Regions from separate parts of the Mus musculus genome. Here all the other regions are linked to region 2. Evidence: chromatin loops called from intact Hi-C (ENCODE). Cell type or tissue: gastrocnemius. All regions are shown on one strand. Links, peaks and the distances in the headings refer to the core of each region. The heading gives the core; the rest is flanking DNA.

The links. A loop is a pair of places that touch in the nucleus more often than their neighbours do. Peaks named below come from ENCODE experiments on the same cell type or tissue, not always from the same donor. Only the 100,000 strongest peaks of a DNase experiment are listed, where the experiment ranks them.
Region 1: a loop joins it to region 2, with 2.1 times the contacts of the local background. A loop is called at or near these places in 5 of 42 quality-filtered maps.
Region 3: a loop joins it to region 2, with 2.9 times the contacts of the local background. A loop is called at or near these places in 6 of 42 quality-filtered maps.

The regions. Positions count from the first base shown.
Region 1 is chr6:7,963,191-7,969,032 of GRCm38, reverse strand. No RefSeq gene overlaps it. Among named protein-coding and RNA genes, the nearest start is that of Gm35446, 15 kb to the left of the region's middle. In gastrocnemius, for the core only: no CTCF peak of the experiment used is centred there; a DNase peak (open chromatin) is centred at 2,419.
Region 2 is chr6:7,842,021-7,847,862 of GRCm38, reverse strand. C1galt1 (core 1 synthase, glycoprotein-N-acetylgalactosamine 3-beta-galactosyltransferase, 1) reads right to left here and starts at 2,639. Exons shown (of 4, transcript NM_052993.3): 1 at 2,469-2,639. In gastrocnemius, for the core only: a CTCF peak has its summit at 3,350 (motif pointing left); DNase peaks (open chromatin) are centred at 3,229 and 3,782; H3K4me3 peaks cover 2,978 bases; H3K27ac peaks cover 2,548 bases.
Region 3 is chr6:8,206,439-8,212,280 of GRCm38, reverse strand. Mios (meiosis regulator for oocyte development) reads right to left here and starts at 3,054. Exons shown (of 12, transcript NM_145374.2): 1 at 2,870-3,054; 2 at 643-701. In gastrocnemius, for the core only: a CTCF peak has its summit at 3,150 (motif pointing left); DNase peaks (open chromatin) are centred at 1,156, 2,299 and 3,032; H3K4me3 peaks cover 1,847 bases; H3K27ac peaks cover 1,916 bases.

The sequences.
Region 1 (5,842 bases), core at 368-5,367, 120 kb before region 2:
TGCACACCCAATTTACATAAGATGGTAAATGCAGGGTTCACTTTACAATTTCATTCAAAGACAGTTTGCTTTACTTTGCTTCCATTCAAAACCAGTTTAGGCCACATCATCCAGTTGTATATAGTTCCCAGATGAACACCCTTAATAGGAGAGACTTATTCCACTCTTCAGGGTGGTGTCAATGTAAGTTGAGGGTCTTAGGTTGCTAACATGTGCAGGGTGAATTGCTAGGAGATGGATATGAGTGAATTGTACCTGCAGATAAAGATCTTACATTGCTAATTGCATTGTTAGTCAGGGGTCTGTGTATAGCCTAAGATTAGCAAAGCCTCAGCATGTATGTCCTCACTTGCCTCAACTGTTAACATGGGCCCTTCCCAGTCCTCTGTTCTCTAAAAGGAAACTGCAATTTAGGAGAGCAGATTTCATTAAAATGTATATACATCTCCATGCATGAATTTCTACAGAATTGCTTTGCAATTGCTATCACCTATTATTTGTAAACTACCAGTTGCCCTTTCCATTACTGCTGAAAGTCATTTGTAATTTTCCTTATTGTCTATCCTTCTAATTCAGTAGTCATTTCACACTGGGTTACTGGGTAGCACTCCAATGTTAGGGAAAGAAAATGAGCTCTCACAGAATGGAACTGAGGGCCTTAATAAGTTATTCACATGATTAATGAGTGTTCTCTAGCTACTGGCACAAGTACCAGGGACAGCACATTCTCACTTAACCCCAATCTCCTGGCCCACTTAAGGCATAGGGAGCTGCAACCCAGCCATCACAATGGATTTGCCTTCAGCCAGGCTCTTCTCTCAGATAATGTAATAGTTATAGCCTCCCTGATGTCCAGCCACACCCTCCTCCTCTAGGTGGCAAGTTTCCTACCTAATGCTTCCTGTCCTGGATTACAAAGCATTTGTCCTTTCCGCTGGAATACAATATCTGTTCCTTTGTGTGAGGTGTTACTTGAGAAAGCTTGTCTTAGGAGAAACAAGGGCTTGCCATGGGGGAAAAGAAATTGAGGTTTAGCCCTCTGTATCAAAAGTGCATCAATGCTATCTGCCTAGAGTAGGGCTCATTTTTAGGTTAGTCCATTCTTAACTAGGCTGACCAATCCACACTCAGGACACTGATTTACTCTTGGGTCTTTGATTTCATTGGAGGAAAGTTCACACAGAAACCTATTGTCCTTGGTCCTCTCATGGCACCCTTTCCAGCTCTTCTTGCCCATTGATCTTTCCACTCTACCTTGATGCACTAGGGTGCCTCTCATAGGCAGCTCTTCAATGTTGCAGAAGCCAAGAGAACAAAGCTCCCAACGCAGGCAGCCCACTTCATCTTAGAAAAGTACATGCTTGCTTCTCTGATGTTCCTGGGTTTGTTTTCATTTTATGTGTTCAAGTTCCTCATTTGATTTTCTGTCCCTACTTCCCTTATACCCCCTCCAATTATACTGCTATAAACCCAATCTTCTTCAACTCTTCTAGAAAGGTAAACAGGAAGCCAGGGGCCTAGAAAGCATGCTTTCTCTTGCATTCTACAAAAGAGGCCTACTTACTTATGGGATAATTTCCATCCTCTCCTTCAATACTGGGGAGCCTCTTACAAATCAGGATTGTCATTTTTACTTCTGCTGAATCTAGTTCCTTAAATTATATTATTAGACTTTTAGATTGGCAAGAGAACCTTGCTGGTCTAAGTTTTTAGGTTATAGTGAAGAAGTCATTTCTCAGTCTGGTGTCTGTTATCTATCTCAACATTTGCAAGACAAAGATGTGCAAGGAGTCAGAGAGTGTAGAGCATAAACCTTGTCATTTGAGATGCATAAGTAGTGTGGCTGCCCCCAATGAGATATAATCTCTTCATCCATTTCTGTGGTTCATTGAGTAATGCTTCATGTTCAAGATGAAAGGTTGAAGCAATTAGTGGTATTTGAAGAGTAATTATGAAGAACTGAAGAAGCTTTTGCAAGCCTTAGGTAATCACACATTATTTTTACGTGTGTGAAATAAAGGCCACAGCCTAGACCTCATTTTTATGTCTGTTTTGAGAATTCTCCAATATTAGGGAATATGTGAATCTAATTGGAAAGGGAACTCTCTCTGACTCTTGGGAGAAGGGACAAAAGCAATCTTGGATCAACTAGTGACATATTAAAAGTAGGCAGAAAATACACCCAGGGAAGTCCCCAGACCTTCCTAACTAGAAAATGGGGCCCAGTGAAAAAACAACTGGGAATGTGCATAGGTGCCTCAGTGACAGAAGCCAAGTCAAAAGAAGTTGATGTCAGTGCATCAGGAGCACCATCCACAAATGGTGATGAGCGACGGCAGACTCTCATATGGTAGAACTGCTGGTCAGCCCAAGAGCAAGAGAAATGTCAGGTGGGCACATGGCCAGGGGTTGAGGCAAATCTAGATTGTCGGTTGTTACGTCAAAATAAGTAGTAGCTTGACTGGAGCATCTCAAAGAAACGTAGGAGGAAAACTCCCCAGCAGAAAACCAAAATCTTTGTCTGACTTATCCCTAGAGACTCTTAGCATGAGCTGAACAGCAGAGGCCAGCAGCAGGAGGAGGAGCGATGTGCATGTCCAGATGGCTGCAGGTGTTGCTTGCTGGCCACACATACCTAGCAGAAAAGACACAAAGTCTACTGAGGATAAATCAGTTTCAAGTTCTTTGGCAACGTGCCAAAGGGTTCCAGACAGGAATTACACCCTGCTTCCCAACGCTGTAATTCTGCTGCTGTCTGCTGAGGGCTGCACAACAGAGCTGTGGAAGAACTCCCTCAGTCTTCCTTAGTCACCCCCAACCCCCCTTCCTGTGACTCTTGACAGAGGATGTTTTCTCCTGCGGCAGCCTCTGTGGTCTTTATTTATTGAAGACATATTTAGCCATCGTAGTGAACCACATTCAATGACCTCTCATTAAACATACAAGACAGGGCATAGTGGGACACAGATGTTGAACCGTTCCCTTCATTCGCCATGCCTGTTCTCATTATCTCTGCCACTGTACAAACGAGACCCCTTCCTTCTGCAGAGTAATTACCCTTTCTCTTCCCTCAGTCTTGGAGGCTCCTCTTCAGCGTTTTGCATGGCTGCTCTGCTCTTCATAACTTAACGTCTCTGATTAAGGGCCATGACCTTCTCCGACTGAGCTGTCTAGGGTCATTTTTCCCCACAGTGACTCTGTCCCACATTGCTTGTTTAGTTTTGGTTGCCTCTTCTAAGGTCCAGTGCCTTGTAGGTCTTGCTCTCTATATCCCCAGAAGCCAGCACAGTATCCTGTGTGTACTAAAGTGTCCCAATGAGTTTGTCTGAGTTAAATGGGTGAATGAATAGATTGTCTTAGGGGGTGGGTGATAGGTTAGGTTGGGAAAGTCAGAGGTCTAGAGTCCTGTGTTTCATGGAAGTCAATCAGAAATTCTTCTTGCTCATCCTCCTTCCCCTGGCTCATCCAGCTTTTTGTTTTGATTGTCTCTGATACCTTTAGTGATGGACAAGCACAGGGAGACAACAGTTTATAACAGTTTATCTGCGGATTTCAAGCACAAATGAAACGGCTTCCAAGATTCTGCATCAGGTAGACTGCTTTTCTCCATTTTCCCTAGCTTCACAGCCACAGCTCCTGTAAGGACAAAGCAACAAGAAAAAAGCACAAAATTTTGTCTTAAGTTCTACTTGACATGGGAACTTTCATCAGGAAATAAACAGCCCTTCTCCTAAACCTAGGCAACTTTGGATATGTTTTATCCAGGCCAGGTATCCCTTTTCTAAAAGGGATTATGCCTTCCTAAAATGTTTGGGATTAGAAGTGTTTTGGATTTTAGATTATTTTTCTGGTTGTAGAATTTACAAATGTAAAAAAATTACCTGTAGATAATAAGTCTAAGCATGGCATTAATTAATGTTTAGTATATGCCTTATACATTAATCTAAAAGTAATTTAAAACATTTAAAAGAATTTTGTACATGAAACAAGGTTTTATGGGATGAAATTTTCCACTATGATAGCATACTAGTATTCAAAATGTCTTAGACCTAGCTGAATTTCAGAGTTTTGATTTTTGGTTTAGGCCTTCTCAAACTGTAATGAATTCCGAGAAGAATGGATAGGAAAGGTTTTGGGTGATAAACAGGAAGACTTAGCAGAATTCCTGTGATGGTTTGTATATGCTTGACCTAGGGAGTGGTATGGTTAGAAAGAAGGTGTGGCCCTGTTGGAGTAGGTGTGTCAGTGTGGGTACGGGCTATAAGACCCTCATCCTAGCTGCCTGGAAGCCAGTATTCTGCTAGCAGCCTTCAGATGAAGATGTAGAACTCACAGCTCCTCCTGTACTATGCCTGCCTGGGTGATATTGCCATATTTTCACCTTGATGATAATGGACTGAACTTCTGAACTTGTAAACCAGCCCCAATTAAATGTTGTCCTTATAAGAGTTGCCTTGGTCATGGTATCTGTTCACAGCAGTAAAACCCTAAGACAATTCTGTTTGGCATTTCTGCATCTGTGTTCTTAATGCCTTTCCTCCGGAAAATGTCTCATATGAGGTTATCCTTTTTTACTTTTTAGATATTTAAAAAATTTTTTGAGATTATAATATAATTGTGCTACTTCTGGCCTTTTCTCTCTCCAACCCCTCTCATATTGCCCTATGTATTTTCCTCCAAATTCATGCCTTTTTTTCTTTAAATTGTTATGGCATGTATACATGTATATGTATACACATATATTTCTAAAAATAACCTGCTCAGTACATACAATGTTACTCATATATATGGCTGACCGTTTGGGACTGAACAACCAATTGCTGTGCTCTTTGAAGAAGACCACCTGGGTCACTGCCAGTTTTCCTCAGTTGCCTATAGTTCTTTGTATGGAGTTGAGGTCTCATGAGCTTTTCCCATCTACTTTGGCTTCAAATGAGGTTGTTAGGAGCTGGCCCTGAATTCTTCGTATGGTTTATGAAGGAGAAGAAGAACGTTGCATTCGAGGGACTGCCGGAAGGAAACTGCCGACATGACTGCTCCATTATTAGGGAACATTTTAATTGTGCATAAGAGAGAGAACAAACAAGAGGCATCTGGAACGCTCTAGAGTAGAGATGCTAAAGTAGACTGAACATGGCCAGGTCTAGGGAAGTGTGAGAGTGGGAGAGAATAGAGACAAGAGACAGCATAGTCAGACAAGCTGGAGACAACGAGAACAAGAGAGACTAGGTGTTGGGATGGTAAAATATTGAGTTATAAGGAGGGTGAGTATCTGTGGGACAAGAAGAGTCCAGAGACTGATGCGCATGTGTATGTGTGTGTGTGGGGGGGGGGAATGTGTGGGTGTGGGTGTGGGTGTGTGTGGCCTTGAAATGTACAGCAAGTACTTGTCAGCAGGCCCGAGGGCGCCTGGAAGCAATATGGCATTGATATTCAGCTTCAGGCATATGTGGATGGAGCTGTGTGTCCCTCTGCCAGACGTAGGGGAAATGGCTCCCTTTGGCAGATGAGAACTTGTTCCTTTAGGAAAGGCAGCTTTTATCTAATCAACAGAAATCCTCTTATAGGTGAGGTTAAGCTGGGGCTAGATGTAATTTTGGACTGACTCAGTCGGCCTTCCCTTTTGAGGAAGAGTGGGGCACCCTTTGGACGAACCTGAGTCATGACCATCTTGCTTTTGCTGTTTTCTTAATGCCATATTTTGGGTGTTGTGTCCTGTATGCTGTGAGTTCTTTAAACTGAAAGCCTTGGGGAGTCTTCTGTGACTTGAAAATCCCTGTCATCGCTATCTACTACTTTATCGAAAGGCATTGTGTAGTCATGTTTTTGAGTTAAATGTTGC
Region 2 (5,842 bases), core at 456-5,455:
ATTTCTGCTAGTATGCCAGAGTCATCCTATCAACTGGAATCAGACCTTGTCACCCATTTTCTCAAACGCCTCTACAACCTGCCTAGCCTCATTTTAAAAAGCCCAAACCTTAAAATGACCTGTCTTCAATACTGCCTATACCGCTTTCCCCACTGGGTTTTAACTTTAGACTCTGCTGTCTCCTTTCACACACCAGGGTCTTGCTGGTCTCTGCTGCAACACCCTGCTCAGGCATCCCTGGCTCGGCTCCTTGCACACTGTTTCTGCTATGTCCTTCACAGGGGTCTTCCCTGGACATCCTACACTGACCTCCAGCTGGCACTCGCAGCCTCATATTTTTTTTTTCACTTCACTTGTTTCCCACCTTAAAGCAAAGCATTCCATCCCCAGTCAAGAGAACTTTGAAAATGTGCATTTCTCACAAGTTCCCTGCTTGCAGAGCTACACAGAGACGATGCCTTGTGATCACAGGGGCAGAGGCTGGGGTGGTGTAAAAGAAAGCAAAGGACACCCTTAGACACAGAGCTTGCAGTAACGGTAGATTCTAGAACCTCTGGAGCAGTGCAGCTTTGCCAGCGTCTCAAATGGGCCGTTGTTGGTAGCCTCAGAAAACTAACATAGCAAACAAGAATGCAAGTGGCCACACGGAGTTCTATATATTTCAATTCATCCATAGTCAAGATGTGCTTCAGCAGACAGCTTTCATTGTAAAAACAGTCAGATTTCCAAATCCAGAGTCTCTTTAATACTGCCTCCCCAGGCCCTTACTACACTTCATACTGCAGGTGCAAGATAATTTGTTTTAAGTTTCTGTTTGGTGTCTCCACCTTCAAATGGGACTCCCTGATTCATAAAGAACAGCTTCCTGTTTCACACCTAACAGGAAAAAAAAAAAAAAAAACAGTTGCAGCTGAGTGACTTACACCGCCCCACCCCCAACACCAGGTGGGGAGTGACATTTCAATTATATGCAAAAAATTAAGTACACTTTATCATTTGTTTCTTATTGGATTGAAAGATAAAAGGCCAACTTCACATTTTATGCAGCAAGTCTTGTTTTCTTTAAGCGAATAAAACCAAAGTATAATGACCAACGTATATATGAATCTCACCACTTGGCATGTTAATTTAAATTTTTAATTTTTAAAAAGACCTTAGTCCCACCAGATTTGGTAATTAAAAACATGTATCTTTCTTTTATTTCAAGCTAGTTGTTAAAATCTCAAAGTCCTTTTAAAATATCTGTACCGAAAAGCCAACTTTTGAATGTAATAGGTAAACAGGAGCATTAAGGTAACAATTTCAATTCACATTTGATTCATAAATAAATTGCAACAAAATTCCAACCACTACTTTCACCAAAGATTTGACTTTATATTATCATGAGTTTATAGTTAAGCTGAATAACACAATTTTCATTTCAGCAAAATCAACACACAAGCAATATACAGCACATACTTTTGAATACAATTAGCCAAACATTAACTCATTATATGTACTTTTAAACTGCTTGATATTAAAGTTATCCACAACTGTAGGCTGATTTTTTTTTTAAGAGCACAATGTAGGGAGAGGGAGTTTAAGTGGGAAATGACCACAAAGCATTTGTAAACTGCTGAGTCCTGAGTAAAAAGATAGAGGAAAACATAAATTTCAAGAAAATCTGAAACACTAAAGTTAGTTGTCCACTAATGCTGACTTTTCAGTGAGTCATACTTGCCTTCCTAAGTCAGTTTTACTGAACATATGGTGAAAAGAGTTAACTGTTTGGTAACTTCAAACCTTATATTCATTTAAACTGGACAAAAATATATACTACAGCTGGCAGAAATGCTATACAATGCTTAGAGCACACAATATCGTGTGCACAAGGCTCGTCTGACATTTATCTGATAAGGAACTGGAAAATTGTACCGTTTATAAATACCTTCTAAAAACTCAAGTTTCCACTTCCAAATCCAAACTTCCACCAGAATCAAACAACTTGTAGTGTGCACAGCATTTTTTTCTTGGCACCAGGCTGAGCTATCTGTGGTCTATCCTCAACTTCCTGCAAATTACCAAACTTCTGTCCCTTCCGCGTTGCCTACTCAGTCTGAAGCACTGAAGTTCTAACTTTGTAACTTTTTAACTCAGAATACATCTTTTGACAGTATGTACTAAAAGGAAATACCGTGAATACAAAGATCTAGATTGGAAAAAAAAAATTTTTTTTCCAGGAAGTAAGGGATCTTAGAATATTCTAAGTCCCACGCCACTAGTAAGAAGTGTGGACAGAGCTCAAAAGCATTAATCCCCGATCCTCACTCTTAAATTAGTTAATTTAGAAGAGTATCTATCTAAAGTCAAAGCACTTTGTTTAACTAGCCAACATCTAGGAAAGCCATCACACTTTGTTACCAAAGGAAAAAGAAAAAACAAAAAACATTTTTTTTTTAAATCCTGCGCGTAGCAAGCCCCCAACACACCTGGCTGGTTCACTCAGTCAACGAAGGGCAGGGAAAGTTCCAACCATAACCGACCAGCTCCAGACAAAGCTGACGGTCCAACGGCGGCGGGCACTCGGGACTGTTGCGGCCGGAAGGTGCCCGCACCTGAGTGCACACAGCTGGCGGGCGCCGGGCGCGCGGAGGCCCGGGGCGGGGCGGCGGGCAGGACCGCTCGGCGCTGGCCCGCCCCGGGCGCCTCGGGCCGGACACGCCGGGCCGCGGAGAGCGCGAGGGTGGCCGCTCGCCCGCCGCCCGAGACACCTGTTTGGCCGCGCCGGCGCGGACGGGGACGCGGACCCGGGCGGCGTTCCCGAACCCTCAGTCGCCCTGCCGCCGGCAGCCGAGCCCCTGGACCCGCAGCCCTCGGGCGCCTCCGCCCGCCGTCCCTGACATCAGCCCCGGCTCCCTCTCGCCCCTCCCGGAGGCGGGGAGGAGGACGACCCCCCACCCGCGACCTTCGCTGCCCTGGCCCGCCGCAGCACGGGCAGGGGCCGCTAGCCTGGGCCGCCCGCGGCCGCCCAGATCATCTCCCGGCGGCGGCGGCGGCGGCGGCGGCCGAGGCGGGCCCGGCGCGCGCTCCTGCCGCTCGCTCCCGCCGCTCGCTCCGCCCCTCCCGACCGCGCGGCCTGGACCACGGCCCGCCTACTGCGCAGCCGCCACCCAGGGGTCTCGGAGATGCTGACGTCCCGGCTGCAGCAGCTGCAGCAGCAGCAGCAGCCCCGGGGAAGGGCGGGGCCTGGGCAGAGTGGGCGGGGACACCGCGACCTGCGGATGCGGGGATTGGCCGCCGGGTGTTTGCCCCGCCCTCCTGCGGAGTGGGCTGGGAAGTCCCGGCTTCCCCGAGCTCAGGGTTTTTTTAGCCCCCTTCTGGTGAGGTTGAGTGTTCTAATTCTCTCAGGAAAGCAGAAAGCGAAATTAGCAGGGAGTACAAGTAAAGAACTGCCTTTTAAACTGTTGTCTGTGGAACAAACCTCAACGTCACGCTGACCTCTAACCCAATCTTAGCCCCCCCCCCCTTTTTTTTTGCCTCTTTTCCTTTCACAGCATTCCTCTATCCTTAATAACAAGAGATTTGGCATAATGAAGAGTGCTCTGTAACCAGATGTGTGCCTCAGAAGAACAGAGAACTCATATAGTGACAACGGACAGAAAGCCTCTTGGAGGAATGTGTGTAATGGCATTTTACTTCTGTTCTGCTATGGCAAATACTTAAGAGTTTTACAAACTCAGCGGGGAGTGGTGGTGCACGCCTAGCACTCGGGAGTTGGAGGCCAGCCTGGTCTAATAAGTGAGTTCCGGGACAGCCAGGGCTATACAGAGAAACCCTGTCTTGAAAAACCAAAAAAAAAAAAAAAAAAAAAAGAGAGAGAGAGAGAGTTTTACAAACTCGTCTGCTCTGCTTTGGCAAAGGTCCTGTGTACCAAGAAGCTATCTTTGTGGCAGCAACGGAAGTGGGTTGCCACCTGGTGAGGCAGCAGGGAGTGGAAGTAAGATCTAGAGACCTTAACCATCATCTGCAAGGCCAGGCCCCCGGATGGAAACACTGTGCCCTGCTTGATAAATGTTCAAACTATGCAGTTCTGAGCACACCACAGCATAGCTATTAAAAGTGAGGGTTTTGGAATAAGACATTTAAGCTTTATCTGAATCCACTTTCTGCCTCTACTATTATAGATGCTAAGTTGTAAAGAACAGGTATATTCTGGTTATGATTGTAGACAAGGAGCTGTGTGTGGTGATTTTTGTTTATTAAGTCGTGAACCAGCCAGATATCACGGCAGGAAACAGAAAGCATATTGGAGACCTAGCCGAACTCGATTTTATATCAGTCACTGAATAGCCCATTCATTCATTAATCCATTAGTCACAAGAAAGAATTGAGCCGTTCATCGTCGTTCATTCGGTAAGTAAGGGGAGAGTCCTAACAAAATCAACACTTTTACTTAGCCTCACCCTCTAACACATGATAATCGAGATCAGAGTCTGGGGAAGAAAAGCCACATTCCAACCATAGTAGGCTGGGATCTAGGTGATGAACCAATTCATTGTGTGTAGTTTTAGGAAGCTACTGAACGGCACCAATAAATCCCCCCCCCTCAAAAAAAATTCTTCCAAAGGAAGTTTAAAACTTGAAACAAAGCTAGGGATTTGAATTCAAAGGTCTCCTTTTCAGATGAGAAAATTGAGGAAAGAATGAGAAACTGATAGGACAGGCCAGAAAAGAAGAACAGGTGAGTGCCCTTTCTCTGGTCCATGGCCCTCCAACTTCTCTCCCAGACATCCTTAGCTCCATCCTTCTCTTTTTCTCAGCTCCTGCTCAGGCTTAACTCCACCACACACAGACAAAAAAAAAAAAATTGCCATGCATAAATGTAAAAGAAAACTGCCTGGAAGTCCAAGTGTTCTAAATATAAAACCAACCTCAGAATTCTATGAGTCCCGAACTCTATTAAGAGTTATAATGACTAAAGAATAACATCATTTTAACAAAGATAAGAAACACCCCCAAGGATAAGTTCTAAGTTTAGGCATAGTCATATTTAGCAAAATCACAGGCAAAAAGGAATGGAAATAGAAACAATATTGGTCAAATGACCACTCCCTTCCTTAGGTTTTTGGTGTTCTTTTTTTTAAAAGAGTCACTGTTTTATGAAAACAATACATGCATATGCAGATTCAAAGCATGTAAGCCAAACAAAAATGCAGATAAGTTGTACAGATATAGGATGAAATAATGTAATAATCAAAAAGTTCTGTCTTGTTTTCTTTTAAACATTTCTCTAAAACTAAAATAAAAAATATCTCACAAGAGTGCATACTAGTTCACAAATTATGTATTTGACACATATTCTTTTCTCATGAAAGGATATACCCCAAGTCCTTACTGATATAAACAATTCCTTGATGAACTTAGCTTTGATAACCATGTAGTTATCTCCTTGAAGGTAGAAATGACACTCATGTCAGCTAATTTTTCAGTACTATCAACTAGAAAAGATGATTGCTTTTGAAAATATACTTCATATTCGGGGCTCAAAGCTGACAAGGTTGTGCTATTTAAAACATAGATGAATCCCAGCTAGTATTGTTGTCTGTCTGGTATTTAATGTCTCAAAAAAGTATTTCAATTCATGTCAAAGCTCCTTGGAATAAGAAGACAGATGCTATTAGTTGTCTGAATAATACCCTTTTGGACCTTTCTAGCACAGCCCTGATTATTTGCAGCGGGCCTATGTATCCTATTTGTTTACTTCCTCAGACTCTTGTAACGGATGGCCTTCCATGTGTTCTTCAGTGAGTGTAAGAAAAGTTCTATGGAAGAAATTTCCTCCCCTTCTGGTCGGCCCCAGCAC
Region 3 (5,842 bases), core at 570-5,569, 360 kb before region 2:
TTGCAAATGTTCTCTTGTCTAGAAATACACTCTCATCAAATAGTATTCTCTCTCTTTAAACCTCATAGCTAAGTCTCTTGTACTAGATTAGGCCTTCTAATACAAAAGATGAAATATCTTTTGTTTCCACTATAGTTCTAATACATAACATAGAACTACCCAGTTAGTCGATGGTTAATGTCTGCCTAGTGCAGGCCTGTGCTCAGGGGTCCATGGACACTTCTCACAACTGTTAGTTCAAGGTTTTATGCTTTCTTCATGCTTCCACTTTTTCCTACTCCTGAAGAATCAACGTGTCTTTTTTGCAACAGAACCTAACTCTAAGAACAAAGCTATCACTGTTATAGTTGGTTCTAGAAATGGAAGATCCAAAGTAAGCATCCTAAAAATGGGTTGCTTTAATACATTGTATTGTTTATTCTGTAGCTGTTTATTTAGCACACTGTATGCACGTTGTTCTCAATTATGGGAATACAGTGATAGCTAGGGGCAGATAAGAACCCTGTTCTAACAAAGCTGCATTCTAATGAACAGACACATACAATAGCGAAAGTTTGAAAACTGAAAAAATGAGGGAGAAGAAAATCATATCCATAGCAAAGAAAACTAGATAGCACCTAGAGTAAGGGATAGTGCCCATACCTAGATTCTCACAAATAGAGGGAGCTTCTGAAACATGTCTTGAGATTCTTGCTATGTCCCTGAAAAAACAGAAAAGAAAAACTCAATACTTATATAAACACACGTTAGCCTAGGATTCCATTCTACAATCTTACTCCTAATACAAATTATATATGGTAAAACAAAACAAAGCCATGTAGAAAAATCCAATTCAAAAGAGTTACTGTAAGCTAGTTGTGGTGAAGTCCACCTTGGTCCTGGCATTTGGGAGGTGGAAGTGGATCCAAGAATCAGAGTTGACCTCAGACACAGGAAATCCAGTCTCAAAAACAAAGAACAATAAGGCTACAGTATGCGATGGTTACTTTTAATCACCAACTTATCCACTGGGCATGGTGGTGCACACCTTTAATCCCAGCACTTGGGAGGCAGAGGCAGGCGAATTTTTGAGTTCCAGGCCAGCCTGGTCTACAGAGTAAGTTCCAGGACAGCCAGGGCTACACAGAGAAACCCTGTCTAAATAAATAAATAAATAAATATCACAATCCAGAAGCACCTGACAAGAGGACCTCAAGGAGGGAGCGTGTAGATCAGGTTGGCATGTGGCCCACCTTGATTATATTAAGTAGAGGAAGATCAACCTATTGTGGGTGGTACAATTCCAGTAGGCAAGGGGATCCTGAGTTGTCTGAGAGTGGAGAAAGCTGGCTGAACAGGAAGCATGTACATACAGCTTTACTGATTCCAGCTCCTAACTGCAGAAGTAATGTGACTAAACAGAAGAACAGATGATTTGGTTTTGTGCCTATCTGTCAACTTCCATCTTCGACCAGTGCTAAAGAAAGGAGCAGGGCCCAGTGCAAAATGAAAATGTCAAGGAGTGACATAGCAGCTTCTAACTGCTAGTCATTCTAAATGCTCGGCTGGCGCTCCTGCATAGAGTTGCACATTACAAAGATGGCCCTAGAAAACCAGTATGTCTATAACCATCCTGTTAAGAAATCTAACACTCTATACAAATGGGTCCTTGCTTATTAACATACATAATATAAATACGGAGGACAGCAAAAAACAAAACAAGCAAACAACAACAAAAACCAGTAAGGGCTCAGAAAGTCTTTCATGCACTTATTAGTTTAGACGATTACAAGTCCCTTATGACTTGGGTAACATCTAAGTAATTTCCACCACACAAAGTTCTAACACCAACTCATCACAGTTGAGTTCTCTGCTTCATACAGATGTTGTTGTCCCTATTTAGTTCTTTCAACCAGTCCTGGAAGTGAATGCTTTCAGATGCTGGAGACAACTGCCAAATCCATGGAGGGGCTAAGAGATGGCAATAATTTAGGTCCTCACCTTCAAATTTAGTCAGTGTTCATTTCCCTTCAATGGTTCCCCACAAGTCACCACCAGAACATGGGTAACACTATCCAAAAGAAATTTAGTGAACCACCACTTATAATTCTCTAGCGGGCACATTTCAGAAGTAGCAAACGAAATTTAGAATATCTTTTAATTTAACCTATCAAATAAGAAATAATTTAAAATATACAACACTGTAAAAAATACGAAAGTTTTTATATTTTTATTAAATCTTGGGAATCCAGTCTATACACTTACAAAGCATCTTAACCCCACGTGGCAACTGGGCACACATTCAAAACACTGTCATAACGCAAAACATACAATTATATGGTCTGTCGTCTTTCTTTCCGCGCTAAGTAAACGATAGCAGTTTCAGGAAATTTGGAGTACTACCATCTCCACAAGACATTGCGCATCTATATTTTCGTTAAACTATAGTTATTCAAAAAAGCCAACAAGAGCAGTCGTTTGCTGAGCCATTCCTCTCAAGGAATTTGCATTATTCGTGTCGGTAGGGAACAGAGCTCACGGGGGTGACAGGCCCTTTAACAAGGATTTGATTGGGTACAACTGGAACTCATCGTGTTGTTATTCCGGGTAAACCAGGAATCTGATCGTGACTCCCACGGTCCAGACACCTGGCTGAGCCGCTGGGCGGCGGGGGACGCGGCTCCGCACTCCCGGCGCGGCCGCACGGAGGACGGTCGCCACGCGGCCGCGGGACGCCCCAAGGCTCCACACGAGGCCCGCCAGCAGCCCGGTGCCGTGACCATCGCACTGATCGAGCGGAACGCCACCCGCCGGCGAGGCTCTGAGGAAGCGGCCGCGGCTGCCACCCCGGGCCTCACGCAGACACCCGCTCCGGGCCGCACTCACTGACCTGAGGAGGTGGCCTGTCGCCACACAGACGTTTCCGGCCTGTACGCCGCCCCTCCCGCCGCGGGAGACGGGCGCGGGCAAGATGGCCGCCGAAGCACGGGCGGTGACCCGGGCCACCCGCTGGGCCCCCGACCAAACCACCCTGCCGCCTCCGAAGCAGACCTCCTCGCCGCGAGCCCCGCCTTCCCCTCGCCCGGCACCGCCCCGGGGCGGGGCCGCCGCGCGGAGACCCCGCCTTCCTCCCGAGCGCTCCGCGCTTGAGTTGAGCCCCTTCCGTCGCCCTCTTGTGGGCAGGGCCACAACCTAGAGTCCCCGCCTCCCTCTCGAGCGCTCCGCCCAGTGTGGGCCCTGCCCCGGGACCCCTCTCCAGCAAGCCAGCCATTCTTTAACCCTGCTCTCATGGAATTTGATTATTTCTCTGAAGCCAGCTACCATGGTCGTGGTGGTACACACATTTTAGCATATGTGAGACATTTTAATTTCCACTGAACAGAGAGGATGGGCGATTTCGTAAAAACTTAAGGATTTGGGGCTCATAATTCGATTTCAGTTATTCCAAAAAGAGGTCATGAATGCCTTGTTGAGTCACACCGTGTTGGGATATAGGAATGAGAAAAAAAAAAAAAAAAAAAAAAAAGACCCTTGTAGGAAACAGGACAAAAGAGTGATGGCTTTTTTAAGCTACCTGGGAGAGCACCTCCCTCAGGTTGGGTGGGGCATCAGAAGAACTTCCTTGAGGATCACTAGACTAAGAAAGACAAACATGGATTGGTCACAGAAAAGTTAAAGACGGAAACAACTGGAAGAGAAAGGCCTTCTAGAACTGAATACTGTGTCAGGAAACAGGATACAGCAATGGGAAAGCAAGTCTCTCATTTACCTGTGAGTTTGCTTATGAAGTCTCAGTAACCACTGACCAGTCAAAGCCTGAAAATATTAGGTGAACGATTCGAATTAAAGAACACCTAAATTTGAATTTTAGAATGTTATGAAATCTTTCTGAGTCCTGTTCAGTCCGATCCTGAACATCATTCAACTACCCATAGTCACAGTGTACCCAAGCTGCAATCTGGGCCATCAGATCTGTCTGTCAGTGCTCACCTTCAAGTGACCCTTACCAAGTAGCAGCATACTACAATACATCACAATACATCAATCACTCCATTTTGTCTTAACATGTAGGTATTGACAAATCATGCTTATAAGCATGAGAGAGAGAGAGAGAGAGAGAGAGAGAGAGAGAGAGAGAGAGAGAGAGAGATTCACATATGATTTATTATAGTGCTGTTGGCCCTCCAGATCCTCTAGCTCTGCCTGTGCAGGTTCAACCACCACAGATCAAAATGTTTTTAAAATTGGGTATGGTAGTGTTCGTCTATAATATCAACACTCCCGAGGTTGAAGCAGAAGGATCAAAGAATTAAAAGATAGACTCAACAATATACTGAGTTTGAGCTAGGCTAGCTACATGAAAATAACTTTCTCTTATGTCTGTCTGTCTTTCCATACATATGTGTGTGTGTATATATATATATATATATATATATATATATATATATCAATCAAACTTGTACATTTTCCTTGTCATGTTTTACTATAAAATGTAGTATAGGAATTCTTTACATATCATTTATAGTGTGTAACTATTATAAGTAATGTAGAAATAGGTACAGAGAATGTATGTAGGTTATATGCAAATAACACCAACTAAGATAAAACATTTGAGCATACATGGATCTTAGTATCATTGCAGAGTATAAAGGGTCCACCATTTTTTATAACTATTATATTATATAATTGTTGCCATTACTGTACCTAATTTATAAATTAGAGTTTATAATAGATATATATGCATAGGAAAAATATAAGATATCTGAGTTTGACACTAACCGCACTCTGAGATGTATACCGATGGACTTAATATGCATCAAGATTAAGGAAGAAACTAATATATGAATAAACCAGAGGTGAGGAGAGATTGAGAAGTCCTATCAGAAATTCATTGAAAATTAGCTTACTGTCTTTGCATAGGCTTTTTCATAAAGGAAATTGTGGAGTCACTGATAATTTTAACTAGGACAGTGATATAACCAGTTTTTCCATGGAGAGTTGGAATTGTAGAATAGCCAAGTAAAAGATGATGAAGACTCAAATTGCCAGTGGTATGGAAACAAGTGGTTCGCCGAGGGGTTAATTCAGAAATCGAGATGAACAAAGCTTAGCGGTTGCCCCTGTGAATGCTGGAGACTCTAGGTTGTGGTGATGCTGCACTAGGAGTTTCAGCTCAGACATCCATACTCCCTTCAGGTGGCTTACAGTCCATGCTTGCGTCTGTGTGCTAGGGTACTCTAGCACTGCTGCTAGTGACTGATCATTTGGGTAAAAGGATGAGTTTGAGAAACATACTATATTTTTGATTCCTGCCATGTAAAGAACATTAAGTACAATGAAGGGGGTGTATCATAAGATTCATTACTGCAACATGAACCTGCAGGTGGGTTCAACCTAGGACATATCCCTACATAAGACCAACCTCATTTTTTTTAATGGCTTTATCAACACCTGCCATATATAGTTGAGGAAAACTCCACCAATGGATGACTTTACTTCTTACTTAAAAAAAACAAAACAAAACAAAACAAAACTACTAGGTAGGGATTCTGTATTAGTCAGGGCTCTCTAGAGTCACAGAACTTAGGAAATTATATTATATTATTGAGATAACTTACAGTCTGCAGTCCAACTAACCCAACAATAAACAGCTGTGAATGAGAAGTCTAAGAATATAGTAGTTGCTCAGTTCCAAGAGACTAGTTGTTTCAGCTGGTCTTCTATATAAGCTGTAATCCTGAAGAAGCTCCAACAGATGTCCTGGAAAATAAGTGCAAGAAGGAGAAAGAGAAGAAAAGCCTTCCTTCTTCCAATCTCCTTATGAAGGCCTCCGGCAGAATTTATGGTCCAGATTAAAGGTGTA